3 separate regions of the Homo sapiens genome follow, and all the other regions are linked to region 1. Evidence: chromatin loops called from intact Hi-C (ENCODE). Cell type or tissue: ascending aorta. All regions are shown on one strand.

Region 1 (8,000 bases):
TCTAAGGCCTTTACCAGCAGTGACTTATGTCATCATCTCCACAATTTGATGAAGCAAGCTCAGGTATTATGCAAATATTATATATGAGGAAATCAAGGCACAGAAAGGTGGTCTGACTTGCTCGAAATCACACAGGAGGGGAGGAGCTGGGGGCTCACACCTCGGATCTAACTCCAGAATTGATGTCCTCAGCCACTGCCCTAGATCACAGAGAACAGAAAGGAGACACCAAGAAAAGAGAAGTGGGTTGGGCTGATGCCCAAGGTCACTCACTGAATCACATGACAGAGCAGAAATCCTGAAGGCCTGTGCGTGGGGCAGCTCGTTGTAAAGTGCTCCCCATCAGCCAGAGGCAGCAGAGCGTGGGGACAAAGAGCTGGGGCCAAGGAGCCACGCTCTGCACATCCACTGGCTGTGTGACCTGAGCCAGCTATCTAACTAGCCTCACTCTCCCCATCTGTAAGATGTGGGTGGGTGACACCTGCTTCAGACTTTGGGCACCTAACGAACAAGAGCTCCTAGGACAGTGCCCGCTCTTCCTAAGGGTGCAACAGGGCATCTCTCATAGGCCTGTCTTTCTGCCCAGTTCCATACACCTGCCAGACCACCCCCACCTGACCCCTCTTTGAAAGCTGGAGTGAATTTGCAGGGATGCTGCACCGCCTGCAGAAGCTGCCAAGCTCACTTAGCGCCATCCATATATGGGCCACAGGGGGCTTGTGATTTCTGCCTATGGCTTTTATAAAGGTCATAAAGGGGTCACAACTGTTTCTGTGGGTTACTTCTCTCACTTGGACACCCAAACCCTCGATGTTCATGACTTCAAAGAGGGAACTAGTGTTTCAGCTCCTCCCGTGCTGAAACCGTGAGTGTGAAGACTTAGGAGCTAGAGACAGAAGGTGCCTATGGAGAGCGTGTCTCATTTCTTCATTTTCTTTCTTTTCTTTTTTTTTTTTTTTTTTCTTGAGACAGGGTCTCACTCTGTCACCCAGGTTGGAGTGCAGTGGCCCGATCTCAGCTCAATGCAACCTCCACCTCCCGGGTTCAAGTGATTCTCCTGCCTCAGCCTCCCGAGTAGCTGGGATTACAGGCATGCACCACCGCACCTGGCTAATTTTTGTAGTTTTAGTAGAGATGGGGTTTTGCCATGTTGGCTACTCCTAGGCTCAAGTGATTCCCGCGCCTTGGCCTCCCAAAGTGCTGGGATTACAGGCATGACAGCCACCGCACCTGGCTGTCATTTCTTTATTTTCTCATTCACTCATCCAACAAATCTTTCTGGAGCACCTACTCCTTGCTGGGCACCAGGCTAAGCACTGCCAAAGTGTGGTGATGGACACGGTTTCTGCCACTCTAAAGGGAAGATACCAGCAAACCCCATATTATGCACATAATCCCTTAGTCACAAGTGCTGAGGAGAAAAACACCACAGGGCCCACAGGGTATATAACAGCTGGATGGCAACCACTCAGGGAGAAGAGGGGCTTCCTGAGGAGGTGAAAGACCAGCTGAGACCTAGGAGATGGAGAGGAAAAGATGGATGAGGGGAGAGAATGGACATCAGTCCAGGCTATAGGGAGGCCTGGGGAAGGAGAAAGAGCCATGTGGAGAGTCTAAAGGAAGCAGGTGTTCGTTGGAGAAGAGCAAGCCAGGACAGATGTGGGCAAGACCAGCTCAGGAGGGGCCTGTAGGACCGCGTTCTCAGAGCAATGGGAGGGGCTCACAGGTTTCAGCAGTAAGTGTCATGCTGAGCTATGCATTGTAGGAACGTCACTTTGGCTGCTGTATGGGAATAGATGGAAAGAGTGGAACCCAGTGAGGAGGTGTAGGATGGCAGGGGCTTTGACTAGAGGGCTGGAAGTGGAAGGGAGCTGGACTCGGTGCCATCAAGATGCCTCCTGGGTTTCTGGAATGTACATCTGGGAATGTAGCGGGGTCCTTCATTGAGACAGTGACAGGAACGGGTTGTTGTTTTGCAGCTCCCTGTCTACTCAGTTGTTTCTCCACCAGAGTCATCAGATGCAGCCAAAGCTGCATCAAGTAGCATCTTCAAAGCCTCTGCACTGTATGTAAACCATCAAAATGTGGAGACAGTTGCTATGCTTGAGCAGAGTGCTGGTGATTTGGGACTGATCCACCACTACATTACAGAGGGCCTGGAGGTCTTGTTATTTGCAAAGCAGAACTCCAGCTTGAACTCTTGACACTTTTAACAGAACCACTGTATCTTTAGCTCTTGGCATCTGAGTTTCCTTTCCCAAAACTTCTTTCCTGATCAGCAGGGTTATTACAAGTGGCGGTGACGTGCAGTACCTTGATGATGTTTGCCATAAGCCTGTGGGAAAGGGCCTATTATTTGCTCTACTTTGCAGTGACAGAAACCAAGGCTCAGAGATGATAATGTCTGGCCCAAGACCATGTGTCTAGTAAGTAGCAGATCTGGGATTCCAGGACATGCCAACTACTTCCTGTGTGCCCTTCCCCACCCATTCTCGATCTTTCTCTTCTCTGCTCTCCAGCCCGGAAAGCTGATCTCTAGGATCTCGTCCCTTAGGCTCCCTTGGATTTGGCCAGTGGGAGGCACTAGCAGGAGCTCAGAGGCTGGCAGGAGACAGAGGCCAGGGCACCCGTCACCCTCCCCTCAGCGCCACTCACACTGGGTTTGCTTTCAGCAGTGGCTCCATTCTTCTGCTATGGTCTTGGCTCCTGTCTGTAAACCTCATCCCATGCTGCGTCGCTGGCTCGCAAACTCCCTGACACCATTCTCTCCTCTCACACCTGCTGCAGCTTGCTGGGTGCTCTGGCATCCTGTTCTGGTCCCTCTGACCTGCCCATCCTCTCTGAAGAGACTCTTCAATCCTCTGGGTGTGTCACCCTTCCCTGATGGCATACGCCCATCAGACGGTCATCAGCCACTGAGAAACCTTGAGCCACACAAGAGAAAGAGTACGGGCTTTGGAGCCAGACAGTCCTGGGTTTCCTCATTGAGCCTCGGTTTCCTCATCTATGCAATGGGCACAGTAAGAGTTGCCTACCTTCTTGTCTTTCAAAGTGTGGTCACAGACCAGGAGCATTAGCATCACCCTCCAGCTTGACAGAAATGCAGGTGGGGCTGAGTGGCATGGCTCACACTTGTAGTCCCAGCACTTAGTTAGAGAGGCTGAGGCAGGACAAGTGCTTGAGCCCGGGAGTTTGAGACCAGCCTGGGCAACATAATGAGACCCTGTCTCTATAAAACATTTAAAAATTAGCCAGGCAGGGAGAAAAAAAAAGGAAATCCTGACTCTCAGCCCCCAACCTGGGACCTGCTAAATCAGAGTCTACATTTTAATGAAATCTCTAAGGAATTCATGTGTACATTAATTTTTGAAAAGGCCAACCCCACCTGAAAAGACTTCCGATTTGGATTAAATAAAATTTAAAGTTCCTGGTACATTTTGATTTTGATAAAGGTTAATTTTCTTTCCCCACCCTTCCTTTCTGCCCCCACCATAATGTAGAAACTATTTTTTTTGAGACAGGGTCTTACTCTGTCGCCCAGGCTGGAGTACAGTGGCACGATCATAGCTCACCACAGCCTCAACCTCCTGGGCTCAAGCGATCCTCCCACCTGAGGCTCCTGAGTAGTTGGGACCACAGGCGCATGCCACCATACCCAGCTAATTTTCCTATTTTCTGTAGAGACGGGATCTCGCTATGTTGCCCAGGCTGGACTTTAACTCCTGGTCTCAAGCGATCCTCCCACTTCAGCCTCCCAAAGTGCTGGGATTACAGGTGTGAGCCACACCCAGCTGGAAGGTAGAAACTTTACCCTCCTCCTGATGTGCCCTCCTAATAAACCCTGAGGAGCCGGTAGCTGCCTGAGTGCCTGCACTTGACATGCATGATTGCATTTCATCTCACAGTGCCCCTCAAAGTAGAAATGATGGGCACCATGCGACAGATGAGGAAACAGATGCTCAGAGATCTTGCCCAAGATATCTGTGGCCAATACACAAGTCAGATGCATGGCTTGTCCCAGTTCACTGTGGTGGAGGCAGGTCTGGAAACCAAGTCTGTCTGACAGCACAGCCCTTGTTCTCACCAGTACGTTCTGCTCCCTTTGTCATGAAGCCTGCTGCAGTTTGGGATCGGAGTTGGTTCACTGCGTTTCTAAGCATCATGCCTGCTCATGCACTCATTCATTTGCTCATCCATTCACTCCTTCCAAAGGCTGAGAGACGTGGTATCCTTCCCAGGTGAACAAGTCCCCGGCGCCACCCACACCTCCGCCCCCAGGTCAGTCTTGACACTCCAGATGAACGCACCCTCCAAGCAGACAAGCCAGAACCTGAACAAAGGAACCCAAAAATGTTACCAACTTGCAAACTGATTGCAACTTGAAAATGTATTGCAGCTTGACATTTATTGAAAATGACTGCAATCTTGGCTGCTGGGTTTGCATTTTTGGCAAAATGTCCCTTTAGTCCCCTCTGCTTGCTGAAATCCCTCCATTCTGATTCTCTCATTCACAAGCTCAGCCAGGGCACTCACTGGGAGGGTGAATGTTAACACAAGCAGTGACCTTTCCAGAAAAGAATGACCATTCGCCTCCGCATTCCCGAGAGGAATTCCCCAGGAGCAGCCGAGGAACTTGGTACCATTTCTAAAAGCACATTCTTGGCTGCTTAACATCTCATGTCCATATTTGGGAGTTCTTGTGTCTTGTTGCATTCATGTGCGGTTCCCTTTCAGGGCAAGGCCTCAGCTCCAGGCTATCTGGGTCGTTTCCTGCCTGCGGCCCAGTAGGAAGAGAGTTAGTGGTGGCTTCTGACAATCTCCATAGGAGGGATGTTAGAGCCAAGGCCAGGGCAGGAAGGAAGCTGCCAGCTAAGCGGCTACTGGAAACTCCCGCTGAGGATGCGGCACCAGGAACACAACCTTATGACTGTCAGAACATCATAGCTGCACATTCATTTGGCAAAATTTAGAAGCGTGTTTATTTTTTTTCCTTATGAAAGTAACATAACCACCTTCCAGAAGAGAGAAGCAAGAAACCTCACACAGATTATGCTGGGAGTCCCGAAGACCACCCTCACATTCATAGATTTGCTAAAAGAATTCATATGGGCTTCGGCATATTCAGGTAGCTGTATGTGTGGCTAAGATTTATTTACAACAGTGCAGTAAGGATACACAATCAGCTCAAAAGGCGAAACCGTAGAGTTGGAGTCTGCAGGAGTCCATTATGAGGCTCTCTCACGCCCTCCCCTCCCCAAGAAGGGTTGCACAGAGCACATTCCGTCCCCATCAACAAAAATGCAGCTGTGTGTCTGCAAGGCTTCTGTCCAAGGAAGCCCATCAGAGACTCAGCACCCCAGAGTTTTTCTAAGGGCTGGTCAGTTGGCACCTTCTTCTTAGCAGGTACCAAATTCCCAGCTCCCGAAGGGAAGCACGTGTTTAGCACGAACCACATTGTTTGTGGTCTAAGCACAGTGAACCACTTTTATCATTTAGGAAACAGCTCAAGTGCCAAGTTCCCAGACACCAGCCAAGAGTCAACCTAGCAAGCAGGTCTTCCGAAAGATAGCAGTCTCAAGCCTGCTATACTAACTTCTGTCTGCACAACCACATATATGCAGCTGGAATACGGCCACCCCTAGCAGTTCTGTGAATCGCCCTCCTTTCTTTCCTTTTTTTAACCTGTGACTATTTATACATCTTAATTATAATCTTGTCACATGAAGTGAAGCAACACAGAATTATACAATTTTATATTTTTTTTCACTTGATATCATAATTTTTTTTTTGAGACAGAGTCTCACTCTGTTGCCCAGGCTGTAGTGCAGTGGTGTAATCTTGGCTGACTACAACCTCTGCCTCCCAGGTTCAAGTGATCCTCCTGCCTCCACCTCCCAAGTAGCTGGGACTACAGGTGCGTGCCACCACGCCTGGCTAATTTTTTTTTATTTTTAGTAGAGATGTGGTTTTGCCATGTTGGCCAGGCTGGTCTCCAACTGACCTCAAGTGAACTGCCCACCTCAGCCTCCCAAAGAGCTGGGATTACAGATGTGAGCCACTGCACCCAGCCTCATAACATAACTTTTAGTGGCTGAAATCATGCACGCATCCCACCAGTATTTACTAAATGAGTGATGTTCTCTTCAGTAGATGTTCTGTGATTTATTACAGTGCATGGTTGTCTCTTTGATGTTCACTCTTTATGCACCTATTGTGCAAGCCTGAAAAACTAGGTGAGCTCTGGTCACTAAAGAGCCAGGGGAAACAGCATTATTTCAGGTATGATTAACAAACAAGCCTGATGTGAGCCCCAGCCAGGACTCTAGAATGGATTATTCAATGGAGGACCTGGAAAGCGGGAAACACTTGGAAAAGAAATCATTCATGTTCATGACGAAGTCACATGAATTAATAATAATATTAGTAATTTCCATCACTACATGCCAGGCAACTTTATCGAATGATTTCCAGATCATTAAAGATCAAATTATCTCCCTATGCCTCATAGCCATCTTGGGGGGATAAAGAAATATTATTATTCTCATTTTCCAGCTGAGGAAAAGGGAAGCTCAGACAGGTTAAGTGACTTTCCCAAGGCTACAGAGCCCATAAGTGGAGATGCTGTGACTCAGATCTAGACCCATTCACAACCTAAGCCTGATCTCCATGACACTAAGAGCACCATGCCAACCTATTTCCAACAGGCTACAAAAGGCTGTCAACCAGGAAAAGGCAACAGACACAGTGAACCTGGATGTCAGATGGCTGGCAAGGTCTCTCATTATTTCCTTGACATTTAATCCAGTTAGGTGGGTTCCAAATTGTTGCAAGACAGCCCTGAATGGGAACCTACTGATTCATGGGCAGGACTGATGGCCACCCAAGGGGGTGACATGTCACAGGGCTATGGGCTCAGCATGTCCTGGCCAACAGTCTAATGAGCGATCTGGAAAGAGGCAGAGAGGCAGGCTATCTCTGATACGCCCATGCCCCATCAGCCCTCAGCATGGTGCCTAGATGCAATGTGCTCCTGACCTGGGCAGACACAGCCAGCTAAGAGAGCCCCCTGTATGGTCACCGCTGACTGATCCCCTTCCACTCGGAGCCCCAGCAACTCGGATGCTGCACACAGAACGGTTTTATCCAATCCAAAATCATCTTCTTCTTTCTCCTTCTCCCCCTCCTCGCCCTCCTTTTCCCCCCATTCCTCCTCCTCCTCTCCCCATTCCTCCTCCTTCTCCCACTCCTCCCCTCCTGCTCCTATTCCTTCTCCCCTTACTCCTCTTCCTTCTCCCACTCCTCCTCCCTCCCCTTCTTCCTCCTTCTCCCCCAACTTCTCTTCCTTCTCTCACTCCTCCCCCCTCCCCCTACTCCCTCCTCCTTCTCCCACTCCTCCCCCTCCCCCTCTTTCCCCTCCTCTTCCTCCTTCTCCTTCTTCTTCTCCTTCTTCTTTTCTTTTCTTCTTCTTTCTAACCTAAGAGTTTATAAAGAATTGGAGGGCGGTATTTGAAACCACCATGGAGAATGAGTACGGTATTCAGTTAATTCCAGTTAATTAAACATAATATAGCCAAAGCTGCAAGTGTTTGGACACATTAGCAAGAAATGTCAGGGTCCTGCCTGGCCCCTCTCACTGCATTGCTGATACATTTGGTGAAGAGAAAGGCCTATGTCTCTTTGTCCTGATCTGATCTGGACTCCTCCTCATCATCCCGCCTGTGTTAGTGCCTTTTGGATTCTTGGACTGTACCATCTGCCCTACGAACAGCCCTCCCTGGGCCTTGGGCCCCGTCTGCTCTTGGGCCAGTAGCATGGAGTTTAAAGGCGTTTGCTCCCATCCCCCCAAAGGCTCTCTGTTGACCACCTGCCCCAGGAATGCCTTTTCTTTCATGTTGTTTAGTCATGCCGAACTTTCTCTGTCCTCTGAAGTTTTACTGCCTATAGCTGCCCCTTTGATGTAATTCTAGGCAAGATTTCTAAATGCTGATATAGGAGTTAAG
Region 2 (8,000 bases), 71 kb after region 1:
AGGTAGGTAAAGGGAGCCTCAGTCCAATGCCCAGGTCATCTCTTCAAGGTTCTCTGCCTTCATTTACTAAGTAAGTTCATCTGTGTCAACAAATCAGCATCCTAACGTTCTCAGGATACCGCCTGGCGCAGAGCTGTGAACTCAGCAGCCGGCCCTGGTGGCTGTTACATGCTCTTTTCTCTGGCCTTTCCCTCTCCTGGCTCTCCTCTGACCTTTCCCCTGGGTCCTGGAGGTGCCTTTACGCCTCTCCCACCTCCTCCCCATCTGTGCCTCCTCCTCCCCTTCTCCCCCCCAACCCCCCCCACCAACCCCGACCTCTCTGGAAGAGAGAGGGATGGGGCAGGGAAAGGCCAGAGGGGGTAAAGGAGAGACAGTGGGGGTGGGAAGGACCACACAAGGAGACCAAGCAGGAGACCAAGCGGGAGAACCAAGTGGGGGCGGCGGGGACCAAGCGGCAGGGGTGGGGGGGAGCAAGCAGGGGGGGTCCAAGCGGGGTCGGGGGTGATCAGGCTGGAGCTGCTGGGCAGTCAAAGGGATGGGGATGTGGGAGAAAACCCAGTGACAACAGAAACAGAGGATGACCACAAAGGGGCTAGGGAGGGGGGTAAAGGCAAGAATTACCTGTAATCACCAAAGCCACCAGGATGAGCCGCTCTAATAACTCCCCAAAAGTTACAAACGGCATATGGTCCCCACTAAGCTCTGAAGGCTTGCCCCTCCCCCCCTTCCCCCTCCCACCCAAACTTGAAATCTCAGGCTCAGGTCAGCACTGAGGAAGAGATTCTGACCAGGCACCCAGTGTTCTCACCAGGGCGGCCCCCACCCAGGATCCACATTGACTGGGGGCCTCTGCCTTTTCCCCAAAGAGATTCTAGTCTCCTCTGCGTATCGCCAAAGCCAGTCCTGGCTGGAGGACCAAACCCCCGAGGAAGGAGGATCTGCTATGGGTCGAGCACTGTGTAACTTTCTTAACACTTTTGCAAATGTTTTGAACAACCTTTTTTCATTACAAAAACACATACTAGGTGTAGAATAATGAGAAACACAAAAAAGCAAAATGAAGAAATTAAGGATCCCCCACCACCCTAGAAACTTTTTAGCGTAAGTCCTTTGGATCTTTTCAGCTACTTTCACATCTGTCTGGGTCTTGTTATGGCCCCAGCACTGATCACCATGCCAGGCATGTCATAGGCACCTTATACGTTATCTGTGGGCCAATGGAAAGAAAAAAGAATCATTTCAGAATTTCCACCCAACACTGAACTTTAGAGCAAGGCCAAAGAAAGGGGGAAGGGGAGGACAGGAGGAAGTTGCCCCAGAGAGCGGCAAGATTGCAGCTCACTCTAAAGCTGCCCTAACTTTACAGAGACTCCGGAGAGGTTATGCAAACACGGCTCAGGAAGGGAAAAAACAACCCACACACCAAAAAGCTGAGCTGTCAGCTTCCACCGAGGGAGCTCCCTGGAGCGAGGATGAAAGGAAATGGGAAAGAATTCTTACATCCTGCTGCCCAGAGCAAGGGGACAGCTGGGCAGTCGCCATGGCAGCGGCTGGCTTCTAGCAGGCTGCTAAGGGGAGAGAGGGCAAGGCTGGGGAAGGAGAAATGTCTTCTTGCCACCAAAGAGGAAGGAGGGCTCAGTGGCCGCCCACGTCTGTAAGAGGGAGGGGGCCTGAGGCTGGGGCTGGAAGGGGCCAGGTTCGTTGCTGAAGTTGAAGGGAGAGCTCTCATTACTAAGAGGCCTGATATCACTATACCACTTGCTGTCTTTTTTCAGAGTGACTTTCGTAACTCCCTGCAGTTGACAAAAACAAAACCAAACCAAAAACACCCTCCTGTCCTGCTCAAAAAACTTTGCAAAAGTATTAAAAAGTGTAAAAACTGAAACCCATTACTCTGTTTATTTCTAAACTCCTTTTGGTTTATTCCTTATAGGGCATGAATAAAGGCTCTTTTTTTTTTTTTTTTTTGAGACGAAATCTCGCTCTGTTGTCCAGCCTGCAGTGCCGTGGCACGATCTCAGCTTACTGCAACCTCCGCCTCCTGGGTTCAAGCGATTCTCCTGCCTCAGCCTCCTGAATAGCAGGGATTACAGGCACCTGCCACCATGCTCGGCTAATTTTTGTAGTTTTAGTACAGACGGGCTTTCACCGTGTTGGCCAGGCTGATCTCGAACCCCTGACCTCAGGTGAACTGCCCGCCTCAGTCTCCCAAAGAGCCAGGATTACAGGCGCGAGCCACTGCGCCCGGCCAAGGCTCTGTTTCTTTATGTGATCCGCATTGTGTGGGTATCTGCGTGTAGGCACATTGTTTCTGCATTGGAGCTCACACTGTAAATGCGGTTTGATATCCCACGCAGGAGACTCCTCAAATGATCCCCGATTCATTGCATTTTCACTAGGTGTGAATGACCCAGCTTTCCTAGCTTGACAGAGAACATAAGAAAATGAAGTACAGGATGGCCAGAGGAAAAGAAAGATGATTACTTCGGCAGAACCTCCAGGGTATAAGCTGATCTGGATACCCAAATTAAACCGAGAGCTAAAGGTTTTCCCCCTATGACAAAGCACTAGCACTTTCTTTCATGATAATTCTCTACTTCCTTAAATGGGAGTTAGTGTGTTAGACCTGACTCCACCCTCTGACTTAGAGAAGAGTGGCTGTAAAGCAGTCCCTGGAGGCTCTGAGGACCTTATTACAGTATCTATAGCATCTATAAGGAGACGCTGCGCCACTGAGGGGTTCAGCGTCTGGCTCCCAATCACTGAACAGCCCTGGCACACACTGCTTTATACTCTTGTGTCTGCTTTTCACTGTTGTGCTGCCTCTTCCATCGCTGTGGGTTGGTTATTTGACAAACACTTACTGACAATCTGTGATACAGGGATTTTGCTGAAAATGCAATCCCTACCTTCAAAAAATATACAGTCTACCATAGCAAACAAAAATGTAGTGTGTGAATACCATGAAATTACTGCTATGGCAAAGAGTTGTGACTGGCAGTTACAGGAGCATCAAGGAAAGAAGGAAATCCGCTCTGCCTGGGCAGCTGTGACCAGGACTGGCTTTGCAGAGGAGGTGATGTTTGATTAGGGTCTTTTTCTTTTATCCCCCCGAGACGGAGTCTTGCTCTGTCACCCAGGCTGGAGTGCAGGGGCACAATCTCGGCTCATGCAACCTCCGCCTCCCGGGTTCAAGCAGTTCTCCTGCCTCAGCCTCCCGAGTAGCTGGGATTACTGGCACGCTCCACCACACCCAGCTAATTTTTGTATTTTAATATAGACCAGGTTTCACCATGTTGGCCAGGCTGGTCTCGAACTCTTGACCTCGTGATCCCCCCATCCTGGCCTCCCAAAGTGCTGGGACTACAGGCATAAGCCACCGCACCCATCCTGATCAGGGTCTTGAAGGATGACTCAGAGTTCCTCCAGAGAACAGGGTAAGGACAAAGAGGGTTCTTGTTGACAATTTGAGAGGGAGATTGTGACAGAACTCCAGACAAAGCAACAGCCTCTGCTGGCAAGTTCAAAACGCCTTCCTCCACCAGCCCTTCTCTCTTTTTCCGACTCACCACAAGCCAGAAGGGCATATGATGCAGCTGATGATAACTGTGTGCAAACTAAGAGCTTAAAGGCTCAGAATGAGCTACAGGCCTCCTTCAGCTTGCTCAGCCCTACTCCAGGAGGGAAGGAATCTCGTTCCCTAGCACATCCAAAGCACCCAGACGATGCCCCACATGTACTCAATACATACTTCCCGAATAAATGAAGGGCATCTACATGGCATCTTTGACTTCTCAGAGGCTTTTCAGTTCCAAATTTGCAGCTGCGTTTCAGTTCAATGGGGGTGGGGGGGGTGCCATTTTATAAGAGTAAAACCAAGCAGATGGGCACAGCAGCTCACACCTGTAATCCCAACACTTTGGGAGGCCGAGGCAGGAGGATTGCTTGAGCCCAGGAGGTTGAGGCTGCAGTGAACTATGATCGCACCACTGCACTCCAGCCTGGGCCACAGTGAGACTCTGTCTCAAAAAACTTTTTTTCTTTTAATTAAAAAAAAAAAAGAATAAAACCAATTCTTTGTCAGGATTTTTAAAGTGTGACTTCCACCCCCAGAGAGCAGGAATGAATAGACAGGCAGGAACGAATGGATATGGACAGACATAACAACTGATTTGTTTTGACAAATTTGTGGTTTAATAAAAGCACATGTGGCCAGACGCAGTGGCTCATGCCTGTAATCCCAGCACTTTGGGAGGCCAAGGCGAGCAGATCACTTGAGCTCAGGAATTCGAGACCAGCCTGGCCAACCCGGCAAAACCCTGTCTCTACTAAAAATACAAAAATTAGCCATTCATGGTGGTGCACACCTGTAATCCCAGCTACTCGGGAGGCTGACGTAGGAGAATTGCTTGAGTCCAGGAGGCAGAGGTTGCAGTAAGCTGAGATCATGCCACTGCACTCCAGCCTGGGCGACAGAGACTTCATCTCAAAAAAAAAAAAAAGTGCATGGAAAGGGAAGGCCAAAAAGGCAGTGTTGCTGGAGTCAGCGATGCCAGAGTCAGTGATGCCTGCGTAACAAGGAAGCTGCTTCTCCACCTTTCACATGCACCAAGAACGGTAGCCCAGAGGGACGCAGCTGGCTTGAAACCTCAGCGGCATGAGAGCCTGGAGACCAGGGTTCAGGTCCTGGCTCTGCCCCTTTCCTCCCATGTAACAATGGCCCAGCGACTTCCCCTCTCTGCCCCCCAGTTCCCCGGAGGCCTCTCCATCTCTGCCTGGGAGCCCCTGGTTGGTGGGGGCAGACTCGCAGCCAGTTTTCCTTCCCCGTGGACTTTAACAACACTCCAGCCCGCAAGCCTGCGCACACCAGCCCCCACGGGGACAGCTGACTCACTTTACTCTTCTACGGATTCACTTATTCATTACCCCATGCAACATCCGAGGCAGAACCTCCCCTCTTCCCAAAGGACTGAGGCAACGAAGTGTGACTCAGCCAGGGCTCTGCGCCAGGCTCTGAGTGAACACACTGGAAACCCGGCCGTGGGTACAACACGGCGTCACAGCTCTGCCGTAAACACAGGGGGACCCACTGAGAGCCCAGGGGACCAGCAAGCCTCCCCCTGGAGGTCTCCTCATCGGTGACACAGCACGTTGATCCTCATCAGCCAGCTGAGGGGGTGATGCCCTGGGAATCGGGCCTGGCACACAGGAAGTGTTGGGAAGCGCTAGGTGAGGATGATAAGGACAAGGCGGCCTTGGGACCAACGGTGACAATGGCAACAGACTATGAAGCGAATGGAGGCAGTGGGGGAGCCGGGAGTTCAGAGGGGAGAGGCAGGGCTGTGCTCAGGGAAAAGGGCTGCTCAGGGCCTGTGGGGTTGGCGCATCATGCCTGGGGACCCAGAAGAAGTGGCAGAATAAGACCCTGCCCAGCTGGGAATGAGCCACAGAAAGGGCCAAGGCAAAGTTCTAGGAGGACATGAAACAAAAGTGATCAGAATAAAATGCGCACTGCTCCAGGAAAACCCAGAGGCCTCACATGGCTCCCGGGGCCACTGCACCCTGGGCCCTGCCAGCTACCCACCTCCCCCCACTTTCTACCCGCCACTCCCCACCCACCTCCCTCCCTGATGGCCCCCACCCCATGCTCCCCACTCCCTACTACCCCCGCAACTCCCCTCTCCCTCCCGCTGCCCCACCACGGCCCAACCCCATACTCCCCAACCGCCTTCTCACCCATGCTCCCCTCCCACTCCCCACCCATGCTCCCTGCTCCACAGCCCTCACCCCATGGCCCCCACCTACACTACCCCCTACTCCCCAACCCCTGCGCTCCCCATCCACACTCACCGGCCATAGCCCTCATGCCACGGTCCCCACCCCCTGCTCCCCACCCCACACTCACCCTCCACAGCCCTCACCCCCTGCTCTCCACCCTCACTCCCCACCCACGCTCCCCTCCCACGGCCCCCACCCCATGGCCCTACTAGGTTCCTGTCCTCCTGCCCACCCAGGAGCCTCATCCTCCTTTTTTCTTTATGCTTTTTCATCCTAAGATATTATTTACACAGCATGAACTGCACCCTGTGAAAGTGGACATTTCAGTGGGTTTCGGTCCATTCACAAGGTTGTGCATGGTGATGCACCCCACTGAGCTCTCCCAGCACGAGTGCCCAGCAGACCGTGAGTGCTCAGTTTATATGTGTTGGGGGGATGAGTGACCAAAGTCACCCAGGAAGAGAGTGTGGTGTTCCCAAGAATGGGCCACACAGCAGCCAGGTTTGGCCAAATCCAGAGAGCTGCAGGGTGGACACAGCCCTCTCTCTGTCCCTCTGTTAGGCAGGGGCCCAGAGGGGGCTGTGGCTGTAGGGGTCACACAGGGGCCGCCAGGAGCCTGGCTCTTTGCATCTCAAGCCAGGTTCTTTTCACCCCTCCCCCAGCTCCAGCTGACCCCTGGCCCGCCTGAAGCAGCAGCAGCTTTTATTTGCAAGCCATGAACAATACACTCCATTTTATAAGCAGCGTAGAATTCTAGCCAGAAACGGGGAGAAAAGTGCTTCCGGGTCAGAGCAGACCTCCAAAGGCGAGCCCTGCAGGCAAAAGTAGGGAAATCGGGATTTCCTGGGAAAGTCTCTCCAGGGCAGGAGGGAACACTCGGGTTCAGGAATTAAGGAGCATTGCTCCCCAGACACACGCACAGGCTTTCTGTGTCAACAACAATGGCAGAAATGGCCTCTAAACAACAGTGGCCTCTAAACACTTCCCACGGCCCCCCATGGCCTGGGCCTGGGCCTTAGGTCTGCCCCACGGTGTTCCACAGAAGAGCCTCCCGTGGTCTTCCCTTCTTGTTTCACAAAGATTTTACATTGCAAGCTGGGGTGCAGGGGGTGTCAGGAGTGGGGGCGAGAAGCACACACGCCAGGTAAGAATTGCAGCCTGGCCTGCGTACTGCCTCGGCTGTGAAATGGGATAACAACAGGGCCCGCGATGCTGGGTCACTGGGCATATTAAATGAAATCACAAGTGACTGCGGCAGGCAAAACAACGGCCCCTAAGACATCTATGTCCTAAACCCCAAAACTGTGAATATGTCCCTCACATGGCAAAAGGGCTTTGAGGGTGTGGTTAAGGTAAGGATCCTGAGATGGGAGATTCTCCTGGGTTATCTGGGTGACACCCACGTGATCACTGCAGTCCTTAAATGGGGAAGGGTGGGGAAGAGGGCCAGAACCAGAGAGCTGGCATCATGAGGACTCGACCTGCCAGTACTGGCTTTGAAGACAGAGGAAGTGGCCACAAGCCAAAGAATGCAGGCAGTCTCTGGAAGCACAAGAAGGCAAGAAAATGGATTCTCCCCTGGAGCCTCCAGGAGAAAGCAGCCCTGTCCACACCTGGATTTTAGTCCTGTGAGGCTCATGTCAGACTTTTGACTTGCAGAACTATAAGATGATGCATTTATGTTGTTTTAATTCACCAAGTTTGTGGTCATTTGTTACAGTGGCCATAGGAAAGTAACACAATGACCCTGGCTAATGCCTGGCCTAATAAAGGTCCACTGTTAACCATTGTTGTTATCAACTTATTTATTTATTGCTCGCAAGGAAGCTTACCTAAGTACCTAGAAGACAAAGTAAGAATAAGTGCATGAAGAAAAGCGTGATGACCATAAACTAAGTACAGAACTAAAAACAAGATCTATGGCAGGTTAATTTCAAAATGCACTCATGAAATAAAATATTAAATGCTGACGTGCCATGCCTGCCTTCAAAAACCAGCCTCTGGGGACCTGCCACTGCTGAGGCCACTGAGCTGAATCAGAAAAGTCACAGGCACTTGCTTAAGTGGGAGAGGAAGGTGGCGATGCCTGGGCTCTGGAGTAAGAGGCCTGGGGCCAGAGCAGTCACATGGCCAGTGGTAGCGGCCGGGAGCCTTGTGGGCCACTGGGCTGTTACTTTGGAGGAGGGGACGGCGGGCCCTCCTGTGTGAGCTTAGCTCTCAGA
Region 3 (8,000 bases), 51 kb after region 1:
GCACACACACCACCATACAGAGGTGTGCACACACACAAAATGGGTATCACAGACTTACATATGTTGTACTACATCCACTTACAAAATAATATTTGGCCATTACAATAATAGAAACAGGCCGGGCATGGTGGCTCATGCCTGTAATCCCAGCACTTTGGGAGGCCCAGGCAGGTGGATCACCTGAGGTCAGGAGTTCGCGACCAGTCTGGCCAACATGGCATCTCTATTAAAAATACCAAATTAGCTGGGTGTGTTGGCATACACCTGTAGTCCCAGCTTCTTGGGAGGCTGAGGCAGGAGAATCACTTGAACCACGAGGCAGAGGTTGCTGTGAGCCGAGATCGTGCCACTGCACTCCAAGCCTCGGTGACAAGATCAAAATGCCATCTCAAAAACAAATTATAAAAACAAAAAGCATTTAGGAAATGTCAAGAGAAAGGACACAGGCTATATCTCTGCTCTGCTAAAGGCTGTGGCAAGGGCTCCACGGGAAGGGGCAGACCCCTCTGTGTGAGGTGGGGGGTAGTGGCTGATCACTTAGCTCCTGCATTTTGTCGGAACCCTTTCGGCAAACCACAGCGACTTAGAATAAAACCACCACGGGGCGAAGACTAAGCGTGTGTGCTTGTTTCATAAGGGAATCTCACGAGGCAAGATGTCCGAGAATAAAGAATGACAAGAGGTGGACAAAAGTATGCAGTGGTCCAGGGAAGAGGAAGAGAAGAGGGGGAGGAAAGACACTCATACACAGGGGCAAGATGTAGAGTGCAGTGAGCCTTCGGCCTTTCATGAAGGCTGGGAAACATGCACTTCACACACAAAGAGCTCTCCAGATTCATTTCTTCAGGTTAAGACCTGTACACGTTCGAATGCTGCATCCTCACGGCACAGCGACTGTATACCGTGCTAGCGACTGTGTCGGGAATCACTGCACCACAGCGTCCGGAGGCCAGCTGCTGGCAGGTGCCTGGGGCAGGTACCAGGCTAGGGCAGGCTGGCCAAGGGCTGGCACTGGTCTGGAGTTTGGTGGAGGGCAGCCAGGTCACAGCCCGCTGGGCAGAATTCTTTGCTTATTCAGGTGGCTTTATTTACATGCCAGGCCCAAACCTAGGGTGCAGGGATCTCCTTCTTTCTCCTAGGAGACTGTTTTTCCCTCTAAGACTTGTTTTTGAGACAAGGTCTTGCTCTGTCGCCCACACTGGAGTGCCACTGCATCCTCACAGTGGTGTGATCATAGCTCACTGCATCCTTGACCTCCTGGGCTCAGCCTCCCGAGTAGCTTGGACTACAGGTACATAACACCATGCTCGGCTAATTTTTTCATATATTTTTTGTAGCAGCAGGGTCTCACTATATTGCCCAGGCTGGTCTGGAACTCCTGGGCTCAAGCAATCCTCCCACTTCAGCTCCCCTAAGGGCTCTTAACCTCTTTAGTAAAAGATCAACAAAGCAGATGCATCGCTTTTGAGTTTCAGATCTTCCCAGGGCTCCTCACTGCCCTCCCATTATAAAAGCCCCACATTTAAAGTGGCCTCCAGTCCCCCACCATCTGGCTTCCACCTGAACACTCACCTTGGCTCAAGAACTAGTCCTCCCTAAGCCTCAGTTTCCTCATCTGTATATTGGGGTCAGTACAGCCCCCGGCTCATGGATGAATAAGCCTGGCCCTCCATATACGATACCTGATCCCACCATTCACAGGCTGCATGGGAGCTTTTTATTTTTCAATTGTGCAATTTGTGTTTTAAAAATATATGACATGAGGCCAGGCATGGTGGCTCACGCCTGTAATGCCAGCACTTTGGGAGGCTGAGGCGGGCAGATCACCTGAGGTCAGTCTGAGACCAGCCTGGCCAACATGGTGAAACCCCATCTCTACTAAAAATACAAAAATTAGGCTGGGCATGGTGGCAGGTGCCTGTGGTCCCAGCTACTTGAGAGGCTGAGGCAGGAGAATCGCCTGAACCCAGGAGACGGAGGCTGCAGTGAGCCAAGATGTCGCCACTGCACTCCAGCCTAGGCAACAGAGTGAGATTCCATCTAAAAACAAACAAACAAACAAATAAATATATGTATGTATGTATGTATGTATGACATGAGCAACAAGAAGTGCCCCCGGCCTGAGCCCAGGCCCAGGTGAAATGCATCAGGCCAAAAAGGCCCTTCTGGTTATGCAAATACCGTCCTTCCATGAACCACTGGCTTAAGGAAGTGTAAACACGCCACATAGAAATAAACAGCTGAAACCCTTTGAAGGCAGCGAACAGTCTGTGGATGGTCCGCAGAGTGCTAAGTGGTAACTCATGCTTTGCAAGGGGGAGCAGCAGCCTCGTAAATCTCATCCCATGGAGGGTTGTAGGTTCTCCCGGCTGCCCCAGTCAGCTCTCACTCCTGCTTTCTCTAATTTTTTGTTGTTGTTGTTGAGATGGAGTATCACTCTGTCACCGAGGCTGCAGTGCAGGTGGCACAATCTCGGCTCACTCCAACCTCTTCCTCCTGGGTTCAAGCGATTCTCCTGCCGCAGCCTCCGGAGTAGCTGGGATTACAGGCGTGTGCCACTATGCCCAGCCTAATTTTTGTATTTTTAGTAGAGATGAGAGTTCCCCATGTTGGCCTGGCTGGTCTCGAACTCCTGACCTCAGGTGATCTACCCGCCTTGGCCTCCCAAAGTGCTAGGATTACAGGCATGAGCCACTGCGCTCAGCCTCCTGCTTTCTATTGAAACAGAAGCAGAGATTTGGAAATTTCAACCTAGCCCCAAGTCCCCTGAGTGTAATTAGCTTCCACAATTTAATTTAATGCAGAGAACAGTTACTGAGCATTTATAAGCTTCTGTCCTGGTAATACACAAAGAGCCTACATGAGCAGATACATTTCTTCTTTTTTTTTTTTTTTTTTTTTTTTTGAGATGGAGTCTTGCTCTGTTGCCCAGGCTGGAGTGCAGTGGTGCAATCTCTCGGCTCACTGCAACCTCTGCCTCCTGGGTTCAAGCAATTCTCGTGCCTCAGCCTCCTGAGTAGCTGGTAGCTGGGATTACAGGCACATGCCACCATATCCAGCTAATTTTTGTATTTTTAGTAGAGACGGGGTTTTACTATGTTGGCCAGGTTGGTCGCGAACTCCTGACCTCAAGTGATCCACCCACCTCGGCCTCCCAAAGTGCTGGGATTACAGGCATGAGCCACTGCGCCCAGCCCATTTCTTAATTTTTAAAAATTATGTTAAAACAGAGATGCAGTCTCACAATGTTGCCCAGGCTGGTTTCAGGCTCCTGAGCTCAAGCAATCCACCTGCTCCAGCCTCAAAAAGTACTAGGATTACAGGCATAAGCCATGGCGCCCGGCCTCATTTCTTCATTTCTTAGCCCTTGTTATGTGCTAGCACACAGTAATCTTCCAGCACTAGGAGTACAATCACAAAGCAGCCATGGCTTCTGCCTTTTAGGAGATTATTTCCTTGTTAGTTACTTAATTATAATTCCTTAATTATAATACTATCTAGACCATAGTAGATACAGATATAGGCACAATTAATTCTGATTGAGGCTGGTAGGAGAATGGGGTAAGAAATCCGGGTTTTGAAGGATGAATAGTTCACCAGGCATCAAAATGGAGAAGCCCTTTTCACACCTACTGCTTTTCTTTAATCATTCCAACCACTCTGTGAAATTTTACATTCTCTTTTTCCTAAGTGAAAACACAGAAATTCTAGTGATAAATACCTGCCCAAAGTCCTACACCTGTGAGCTGATGGCGCCAGAATATCAACTTGAGTCTCACTCCCCTACACGCCGTAACTTTCTCCATTTCACACAGCAGCACTTTTTTAAAGTAAGCACAGAGCAAAAAAGTTCACGTTCCAGTTTAAAGCTTCCACCATCAAGGAAGATCGAGAATCAGGAAATTTAAAAACTAATTTCATGTGCAACACGAGTCTACAAAAGGAGCATCCAGCCCTGCTTGCGGCCTTCGAACCTCTTCCCTGGTGCCAGAAGCCTTGGGAAATGTGCAGTGTGGTGAAGTGGCCGTGTCGGGGCTCTGAGCCCACAGCCTGGATTCCAGGCATAGCTTTGCCATGTCCAAGCACCCGGACCTTGAGCAAGTTACTCAGCTTCTTCGGATCCCAAGCTCCTCATCTATAAAACAGGGCAAGTGGCAGACCTGGCCTCGTGAAGGACAAATGATTTAATACACGGAAAGTCCTTCACAGAGTGTCAGGCACATAGTAGGGCCACAATAAAACTATTGTTATTCATATTATTGCCACATTGGTACCCAAAAGAGGCCCTCAGAGGGGAGGGGTGGCTAAATCTGGTCCCAGAAATGAAGCCGATCCTGCCCCTGGGGTTTATTTTTATTTATTTATTTACTTATTTTTGAGACAGGGTTTTCCTCTGTCACCCAGGCTGGAATGCAATGACACGAGCACAGCTCATGCAGCCTCCAACTCCTGGGCTCAAGCGATCCTCCCACCTCAGACTCCTGAGTAGCTGGGACAACAGGCATGCGACACCATGCCCCAGCTAATTTTTTTTTGTTTTTAGTAGAGACGAGGTCCCACTATGTTGACCAGGCTGGTCTCCAACTCCTGGGCTCAAGCAATCCTCCTGCCTTGGTCTCCCAAAATGTTGGGATTACAGGTGTGCGCCACTAAGCCTGGTTAGTCCTGGGGCTCAGAAGCTATCAGAATAGACTCCAATTGGCTAGTTCACACCATCCCTGGCACGTCCATCCTTCCCACCTCCACTTCTCCTTGGAGGCAGCAGCCTCTGTTGTCCTCTGTTCCTGAAAGCTGAGCTGCATGCCTTCTGGATTCCTGGCTCCGTGAACGTTCATATTATGTTAAAGAATCAATAAAAGGATCAGGTGAATGAACCCATCCTGCAAGACAAGCATGATGCAGCACTGACCAAGCATGGCTCTAAATCAAGAGAGCCTGGCCCTGGCACATCGCAGGTCACTACCAGCGGTCACTGCATTGTCCCCACAATCCTGCAGAGACACGAGAACGATAGGAGCGAGGTTCTGTCCTGGGCACCAGCCGGGTACTTCTGTGTGGCAGACAACAGCTGTGGCCAGCCAGCCGTGCGTGCTGTGCGTTCAGCGCATTCCCCGGACTGGAGTCTGGGCATCGCAATCGCCCTGCCCAGCTTGCCTGGCAGCCCCTGCTGCCCCGTGGCCTTGCTGGCATTTGTCTTGTTTTGTCTTGTTTTCCCCCAGCCACAGACGCCTCTCAGTTTCTCAGGCTCTGAATACAGATTAAAGAGGATCAGAGTTGAACTTCACTCCTAATTCTTCCAGGCTCTAGCCCCAGCTCTATCACTCATTAACTGTGAGTTTAGGGCAGGTCCTAGCACTGCTGTGGGCCTCAGTTTCCCCATATGCTGATGCACCTGTGTGCCGGCCACAGGTGAAGTATGAGCTTTTTGAGGTCAGCGCTGGCAAGTGTGGGTGAGGCCAGACCCTTCCTGTGTGGCTGACGGCTGGCAATATCCGTGAACAACAAGATTCACGCCCTGTGTCCTGGAGCTGAGCATCTGTATCTAGCATCTCCTAAGGAAATAATCTACAGTGTAGAAACATTTCTTGCGTGAACTGTGCATCACGGTGTTGTCTAAACAGAAAACTGGAAATAACAGCTACTACTTCCGGGTCCCAGAAATTAAGACATTGTTCTAAGCACTTTCCCTATATTTGCTCATTTAATCCCCACCACAACCCTACAAGGCAGGCACTATATTGCCCTTACTTTATACATCAGGTGACTGAGCCCAGAGAGGGTAAGCCATGTGCCCAAGGCCACACAGTAAGTGATGGAGCTGAAATTTGAACCCACGCCATCTGGCTCCAAAGTCCACCGTACTACACCTTCCCCCTTGGCAAAGTAAAATAAGGTTCATTTAAAGGTAAAATGCCTTCATAAACAAATTACTCCATTAAAACAAAAGAAAAGAAAAATTTCCAGAATACGCCAAAATAGAATATGACACAGCAAGTCAACTCATCCCATTCTTCATTTTACAAATGAGGACACTGAGGCCCAGGGAGGGAGAGACTTGCCCATGGTCAGGCAGGTGGTTAGTGACATACAGATCCCTCCACTAAAATTAGCTGGGTGTGGTGACACACACCTGTAATCCCCAGCTTCTCGAGAGGCTGAAGCACCAGAATTGCTTAAGCATGGGAGGCAGAGGCTGCAGTGAGCTGAGATTGTGCCACTGTACTCCAGACTGGGTGACAGAGTGAGATTGTCTCCAAAAAAAAAAAAAAAAATCGCCCCCCTGGATTCAAGTTCCTCCACATCAATGACCGTGCAATTAATTTACACCCTCCACGTTTCACACAAAGCACAAGAATGCATGTGCATTACTTTATTACTGTCAAAAAGTCAAGGGTTTATTAATACAGTAATCTTAAACTAAAAGCCAATCTACTTCTTCTTCATATGGAAATGATGGCAAAAAGTGCAGCTGGGGAAGTGACCTGGTCCCCAAGACATGGCACCCGGAATGGGCCCATCTGGAAGGTCCCTTAGAGAACATCCGCTCTGAATCCCCGTGAAGCAGAGGGGAAGTTGATAGGCATGCCAGTCTCTGCATGGTTTTAGCGGCCGTGGAAAGACAGCATTATACCAGCAGAATGGACCCTTTGTCACCTAAATGGCTATATTTGCAACTGCAGTATAAATGTAAGGTCTTGTAGCAGCTTCAGATAATTAACATTCGTAAGTGGAGAGGTGGAAAATGCAAATGATAATGGTCAAAATATGAGCCTGCACCTGTAGTTCAGGCCAGTATTCCAGCTCCCCCACTGCAATGCACATCTGCGCTTCTTCATTCACCAGCATCCCTTTCTCTAACAACTGGGATCACGCTGGAGCTGCCAATCATGAAACCCCGCCTCCCTGCCCAAAGGCGTGTGCACGTGACCCAAGCTGGGCCAATCAGGGTCCTCTTAAGAGATTGACGGACACTGAGGAAAGAGGCCTCTCTCTTCTGGGATCCTGACCCAGAGGGACCACCATAGCATGGACCGTTTCTTTGGCTGTGCAGAGGCTGCCTGACGCCAACCCCAGAGAAAAACAGAACTGAGAGATGAGATGAAAATACTGCATGAGCCCTCGATCTAGCCACACCTAAAGCCGAAACCCCTGCACTTCCCACTACCAAGAGCCAAGCAATTCCTCTTTGTGCTTCAACTTACTTGAGCTTGCAAACGTAAGAATTATCACCACTACTCCCACCTAAAGGTTCCCAGCAGGGAATTAATTTCCTCCAATCCCCCTCAGTCACCGGCGCACCTACCCAAACTGAAAAGAGTTCTAGAGAGGAAAGAAACTCTGCAGACTGCCTTAGTGGGTATGAGGTTTCCTTTGGGGGTGATGAGAAAGTTCTGGAACTAGACAGCAGTGATGGCTACACAACATTGGAACTCTGTTTAATGTAGCTGAATTGTACTTTAAAATGGCTACAATGGTAAACTTTATGTTATTGTATTTTACAATTTTTTATTATTTATTTAATTTATTTTAGACAGAGTCTTGCTGCAATCTCGGCTCAGTCTCCTGAGTTGATCTCCTGGGTTCAAGCAATTCTCCTGCCTCAGCCTCCCGAGTAGCTGGGACTACAGGCCACGTGCCACCATGCCTGGCTACTTTTTTGGTATTTTTAGTAGAGACGGGGTTTGTGTTGGCATGTTCGCCAGGCTGGTCTCGAACTCCTGACCTCAGGTGACCGGCTGCCTTGGTCTCCCAAGGTGCTAGGATTACAGGCATGAGCCACCACGCCTGGCCTGTATTTTACCACAGTTTTTTAAATAGGAAGACAAAAGAGAATTGCAAGATCTGCAATGTGGTGCCCCGTGTACACATCCTGGCGAGCCCCCTCCCTCTGCTCCCTTTCCTCCCGGCGACGTCCAGGAGTGGGCCAAGCACGGCGGGCGGAATTCAGCAGGAGACCTTTGGCCACAGAACAGGACTTCTTTTTCATTTTCCATCCTGCT

What was found. Peaks named below come from ENCODE experiments on the same cell type or tissue, not always from the same donor. Only the 100,000 strongest peaks of a DNase experiment are listed, where the experiment ranks them.
Region 2: a loop joins it to region 1, with 4 times the contacts of the local background. A loop is called at or near these places in 28 of 110 quality-filtered maps.
Region 3: it touches region 1 in a loop (1.9-fold over the local background); 8 of 110 quality-filtered maps call a loop at or near these places.

What each region holds. Positions count from the first base shown.
Region 1 is chr16:84,527,782-84,535,781 of GRCh38, forward strand. No RefSeq gene overlaps it. Among named protein-coding and RNA genes, the nearest start is that of MEAK7, 27 kb to the left of the region's middle. RefSeq lists silencers at 3,646-3,859, 4,142-4,436 and enhancers at 3,973-4,650, 4,651-5,329, 5,330-6,006. In ascending aorta, no CTCF peak of the experiment used is centred here; a DNase peak (open chromatin) is centred at 4,710; H3K4me3 peaks cover 37 bases; H3K27ac peaks cover 2,496 bases.
Region 2 is chr16:84,598,363-84,606,362 of GRCh38, forward strand. The region is part of intron 2 of COTL1 (coactosin like F-actin binding protein 1); the gene reads right to left. Among named protein-coding and RNA genes, the nearest start is that of COTL1, 16 kb to the right of the region's middle. RefSeq lists enhancers at 1-174, 917-1,738, 1,846-1,995, 4,947-5,066, 5,077-5,641 and 1 more and silencers at 1,412-1,611, 4,761-5,055. In ascending aorta, no CTCF peak of the experiment used is centred here; DNase peaks (open chromatin) are centred at 1,546 and 4,959; H3K4me3 peaks cover 1,862 bases; H3K27ac peaks cover 4,266 bases.
Region 3 is chr16:84,579,099-84,587,098 of GRCh38, forward strand. The region is part of intron 3 of COTL1 (coactosin like F-actin binding protein 1); the gene reads right to left. Among named protein-coding and RNA genes, the nearest start is that of COTL1, 35 kb to the right of the region's middle. RefSeq lists enhancers at 4,600-5,105, 7,090-7,139. In ascending aorta, no CTCF peak of the experiment used is centred here; a DNase peak (open chromatin) is centred at 4,048; H3K4me3 peaks cover 99 bases; H3K27ac peaks cover 2,453 bases.